2 separate regions of the Mus musculus genome follow, and region 2 is linked to region 1. A link is a loop called in an ENCODE intact Hi-C map of the cell type or tissue named here. Cell type or tissue: gastrocnemius. All regions are shown on one strand.

Region 1 (2,500 bases):
CCGCTACCATGACCTCTTTGCTTGGTGAACCCTACGCTCAGATAGTGAGCACAAAGAAACCCTTTCCTTAACCTGCTTTGGGCAAGTATTTTGTCAGAGCAATGAGGAAAGAAACTAATATGCTATTAAAACAGAGCCTAGGGCATGATATTAACTGAAGTCGAGACTTACATTCACAAGTAGGAGCCCAACTAGATAACTAAACAAATATATTGTATTTCCAAATAAGCTATAGTTGTATGTTTTACTAGAAATCCAGAAACACTTGTTGGGCATCTGGGTATAATCAGATGTTAGATACACTGTGCTTTACCTTGCACTTAAATGATCCAAATTTCATCCAGGGTTAAAAAAATGTTGCCAAGGAACACACAAGGTTAAAGTTTAAATTTTCAATACACTTTATCATGGACACAAAGCATAGTACTTTAAAAGGCATCACGTATAATTTATTCATAAGAACACCAGGCAAATGATTAAAAGCACCCCATACACATTTCCATTTTAACTCACCTTCATTGGCAGAGTATTTTACCAGTAAGATTCGACTTGAACTTAGAGTAATGAATATAATGCCTAGCAGGAATGTGTACAGCGTTGGTGGGCCTAACCCAGGGCGCCTGGAGCATTTTCTTTCCATTCCACGGGTTTTTAATTGCCTTAAGAAGATCACTTTCATGAGCAGCCCCGTCGGCAGACCTAAGGATTAAACACAATGCAAAGACTGAAGACTGTGAAGAATAGAAAAGGAAACCTGTAGAAGTCTGGCCACAACTACAGCAGACGGAAGACAGCCGAGGACAACAGAGAGGACTTAAAGGAAACAAACCATACTGCCAACATCTGATAGGAGAGGCAAGTCTCAAGACAGAGAGGGGATGGCCAGATTGGAAATAAGTTAGGAAATGTGTAACTGACAGTTTGGGACTGCAGAAAAGCAGTTTATTCGTATTAACTTTGGTCCACAAGGAATGAATTTTGGAATGGCCTTTCCTTTCAGAGCAGAAAAAGAGCTCACTGGGAACGATTCTTTTACAGAAGCGACCTCAGTGCAAATAGTTGAATCACAGCTAATGACTCTTAAGTGAACCAGGATGGGACCAGAAGGCTCATCTTGGGTCAGTGAGCCTAACTGGTCGGTCTTTCACGACAGATGGTCACGAAACTCCAGGCAGGGTAAATACTTGCCCAACGCGCACAGGTAGGATGGGAACATAGAGCCGTCAAGGGCCGCAGACACAGGCCCAAATCAGAGAGCAGGTGGGCACAAGCCAATGGACAGAAGGCCAATGGGTCAGCACTCCTCCCACCTCCACCAGGTTTCCCTCACTGTCAGGGAAACCCTCCCACACATGCGCAATAGGAATCGCGGGCGGCTCCCAAGCCCCTTAACACGCTCGAGCCACAACACTCAGCCCGCGAGGGCGCGGTTACCTCAGTCGCTCAGGGAAGGTTCTAGTGCAAGAACGGACATCATAGAGCCGACATAGTGACTGCCTAAGTTCGTAGTAGCAGCAGTAGGTTTTGAAGGCCCATTGGTGGGGAAACTATGAGCCGGGAGCAAAGGCGACAAAAAACAAAAAACAAAAACAAAAACAAACAAAAAACAATAAAAATCAACCCTTCTCACGCTGCCTTCCAGGGCTGGAATACAAAGCTAAGAGCCGCCCGCTAGGGAAGAGCAGCCTGAGCGGCCATTGCGCAGGCGCGCTCATTCCAGCGCTTCCGGGGGGCGGGCCGGAGGGAGCAGAGGCCGGCCGGTCCCGCCCCCGCGGGCCTCCTTTTGTCACGTGTCCTGGGAGAGTCGAGTCACGTGAGGCCTTAGGTGGCGGCGGGGCTGTTGGGAGAGTGTGAGAAGAGGAAGGGGAAGCCGGAAGGGGTGTTCAGTGGAGCTCCGGGGAAGAGAGACAGCTTGGAGAAGGCCGGGGGCTGCGCGCGCACCCGCCTCTCGCTCAGCCGGCTTGGGCCCTCTGCGGTGGCGGCCAGGTGACAGCTGGGCCGGGCCTCCGCGTGTCGCCGCCCCTCCCCCCCGGCCGGGCCGGTGCCGCTGCGAGGTTCGATGCCAGTCGGGCACGTCCGGGGCAGTTTTTGACTCCCCTGTGGCCCGGATTGCGACAGTCCCTCCGTGCCCTATCGCTGCTCCAGCCCCAGGATGCAGAATGTGATCAACACGGTGAAGGGAAAGGCTCTGGAAGTGGCCGAGTACCTGACCCCGGTCCTCAAGGTAAGCGGGGAGGGTCTGGCTTGCTCTGCCCTGGTTGCCCAAGTCCCGGTCCCCAGCGTGGACGGGGTGTAGAAGGTGGAGGGGCGAGTCGCGCGGCCGGGTGCTGCCTCTTGCCTTGGGCTCCTGGGCCAGTCCCAAGGCTTGCTGGCTTCCCCGCTTCCACTAGAGTGAAACTGGGTGCCTGCTGTCTCCACTGATCAGTGCCGCCTTGGAGTGCACGGCTAGGTGGTGCGGAGCAGAGGTACGAACGTTCTGACATCCATAGTCTTTTAAATA
Region 2 (2,500 bases), 420 kb before region 1:
AACCTCCTGTAACTCTAGCTTCAGAGAAACCTGCTCCCTCTCCTGGCCTTCACAGGTTTCCCACACATGTGGCATATGCAGATGCACATGTACATACACACACTCCATACATTTAAAAGCTTAAAACTGAAAGGAAGCAAATATGAAAATGTCACAGAACTTATATGTGTGTGATGTATGCTTGTGTGTATAAGTGCGCTTGTGTGTACACGTACATGTGTCAGCCTGTGGAGGCCAGAGGAGGACGTGTGTCTATTCTATCACTTGGCTTTTTCCTTTGAGCCTGGGCCCCTCACTGAACCTGGAGCTAAGTTGGTAGCCAGCAAGCCGAGTGGTCTTCTTGTCTCCAGCATCTATAACACTGGGGTGACAGGCATATACACAGTCACACAGCTCTTTATGTGGGTGCTATGGATTAGAACTTATGGCCTCATGCTGTGTAGCAAGCATTCTTACCCATGGGCCCATCGCCCCAGCCACTCTGTTACCTTCTGAGGAAATACCTGCTTATTACTAACAAGCATATTTGCATATTCAAATGCATATTAAACTGATTTCTAACTCCCACCATGAGTCTAAGGAAGCACTTACCACATAAGGCAATGCAAATTCTTCACACATTTCTATGGCAATATTGTCTAATTTTGTAATTCCAACAACACTATCCACTAATAAAAATGTCCTCTTCAAACTGTAAGAATAGAAAGAAAGTTAATGGCAATGCAGGATATAGTCATTCATCTGTCTCTCTCATACTAGGAACTTCATCCTGTAGTCTAGTAGGACTCAATGCAGTTGCTGTACTCCAATAACTAAATTTGTCAAATACCAGTTTATTTCAATAAGAACATATTAAACCGAGACTTGACACAAGTATAAATGAGACCTCCTCCTGTAAGACCTTACAATATCTAATGGAAAAAGGAGACAATATCAAATTATTATATTTTTTTAAAGATTTGTTTATTTTGTTTATATGAGTACACTGTAGCTGTCTTCAGACATACCAGAAGAGGGCATCAGATCCCATTACACATATTTGTGAGCCACCATATGGTTGCTGGTAATTGAACTCAAGACCTCTAGAAGAGCAGTCAGCACTCTTATCTGCTGAGCCATCTTTCTGGCCCAAATTATTATAATTTTTAATATTAGTTTAATTTTGCATCATTTATATGTAAAGCTGTAAATAAAATGTTTATATAGACACACATATTTTTATATATTACATATATAGTTTTTCAAATTAGTGATGCTGAGTTCAAATCCAGAGCTTTTTAACAAGTTAGGCAAGTACTCTATTACTGAGCTATATCCCTAGTCCTTTTTTTATGATTACTTTTTTACACTTCAGAAGCCTAACATTATTTTCCTCTAGGTTGTGTGTTTTTGAAACATGTTATTGCTTGATTATGTATGGAGACCAAAGAATATATATAACATTTTTCAGAGTCTGTGATGATTGAATGGACAGAGTTTACTGAATTTTATTTAAATCAATTAGCTAACAATTTTCATTTTCCAAATTAGCCAGCTAAGAGCTTGTTTTTTTTTTAAAAAAAAAAATGGATGAACTAGCTGTGGAATACTATTTATAGTTTCAGCTTGATAAAATAAATGAAGTTAAGACTCCGTTGAGCTAGGCAGAAGCTAAAAAGGCAGTGTATACCCTGGTTCTCAATATTCTAGAGTTATACAAGGATGAAGCGCACCTACAAGTAAGGCGTTTAGTATCTGCAGTGTCTGTCATGTTAGAATCACCTTGACCTTTTAAGGTGCTTTGGGGTCAAATGTCTAACAATGGTAAGAAAAAGAATGTCCTTACTTATTTCGTTCCTTTAGGTAAGTCTCTACCATGTCAACGAAGTCTTCGGGTGCTCTATAGCCATACCCTGGCATGTCCACCAATGTAAAATGTTTTCCAACTTTGAAAAAATTCATTTTCTTTGTGTGCCCCTGATAGAGTAAATGGAAAAAAAAAGCTGGCTTAAAATATATCCTTTATTTCATGCCTAGAAATGTTCATGAACCTAAGTATTCAATCAACAAATACTTATTAAAAGTTGAAGTATATATTCTGAACTACTGTAAATACAAGGGGGAAAAAAGGTGGAGAGAAGTAGCCACCAATGATTAAATCATAATTAAATCTTTTCAATTTTTCAAAAAATATGCTTAGCTTAAAAACTTTACATTTCATATTAGAAATACACAGACAAAATATTTTAGGATCTTTCCTATTTTGCTGTCTGTGAAAACCACCCAGATTAAGGCTGTGTTTGCCATCAGCCAATTCTCTGATGAGCAATGTATACAGAGGAATAACTTAAAAGTGCTGATCAAACATTTATTCTATCACAAAGATTCTTATAACACCCAGATCCGAAGTCTGACATTCATCCTCTGCAGACTAGTGTTTCTGTAAACCAAGATGTTTTTGCATGTGCAGTTTAGTGTCCTCATAAATAATTTTTAAAGAATGTACAACCCCACAATTACA

The links. A loop is a pair of places that touch in the nucleus more often than their neighbours do. Peaks named below come from ENCODE experiments on the same cell type or tissue, not always from the same donor. Only the 100,000 strongest peaks of a DNase experiment are listed, where the experiment ranks them.
Region 2: it touches region 1 in a loop (2.5-fold over the local background); 8 of 42 quality-filtered maps call a loop at or near these places.

Annotation. Positions count from the first base shown.
Region 1 is chr16:45,156,948-45,159,447 of GRCm38, forward strand. Slc35a5 (solute carrier family 35, member A5) reads right to left here and starts at 1,726. Exons shown (of 7, transcript NM_028756.4): 1 at 1,435-1,726; 2 at 514-699. The coding sequence starts at 679. Atg3 (autophagy related 3) reads left to right here and starts at 1,882. Exons shown (of 12, transcript NM_026402.3): 1 at 1,882-2,224. The coding sequence starts at 2,153. In gastrocnemius, no CTCF peak of the experiment used is centred here; DNase peaks (open chromatin) are centred at 1,352, 1,853 and 2,318; H3K4me3 peaks cover 1,836 bases; H3K27ac peaks cover 1,782 bases.
Region 2 is chr16:44,741,913-44,744,412 of GRCm38, forward strand. It overlaps Gtpbp8 (GTP-binding protein 8 (putative)), which reads right to left. Exons shown (of 6, transcript NM_025332.3): 3 at 1,826-1,956; 4 at 592-691. Among named protein-coding and RNA genes, the nearest start is that of Gtpbp8, 3.2 kb to the right of the region's middle. In gastrocnemius, a CTCF peak has its summit at 1,005 (motif pointing right); no DNase peak of the experiment used is centred here.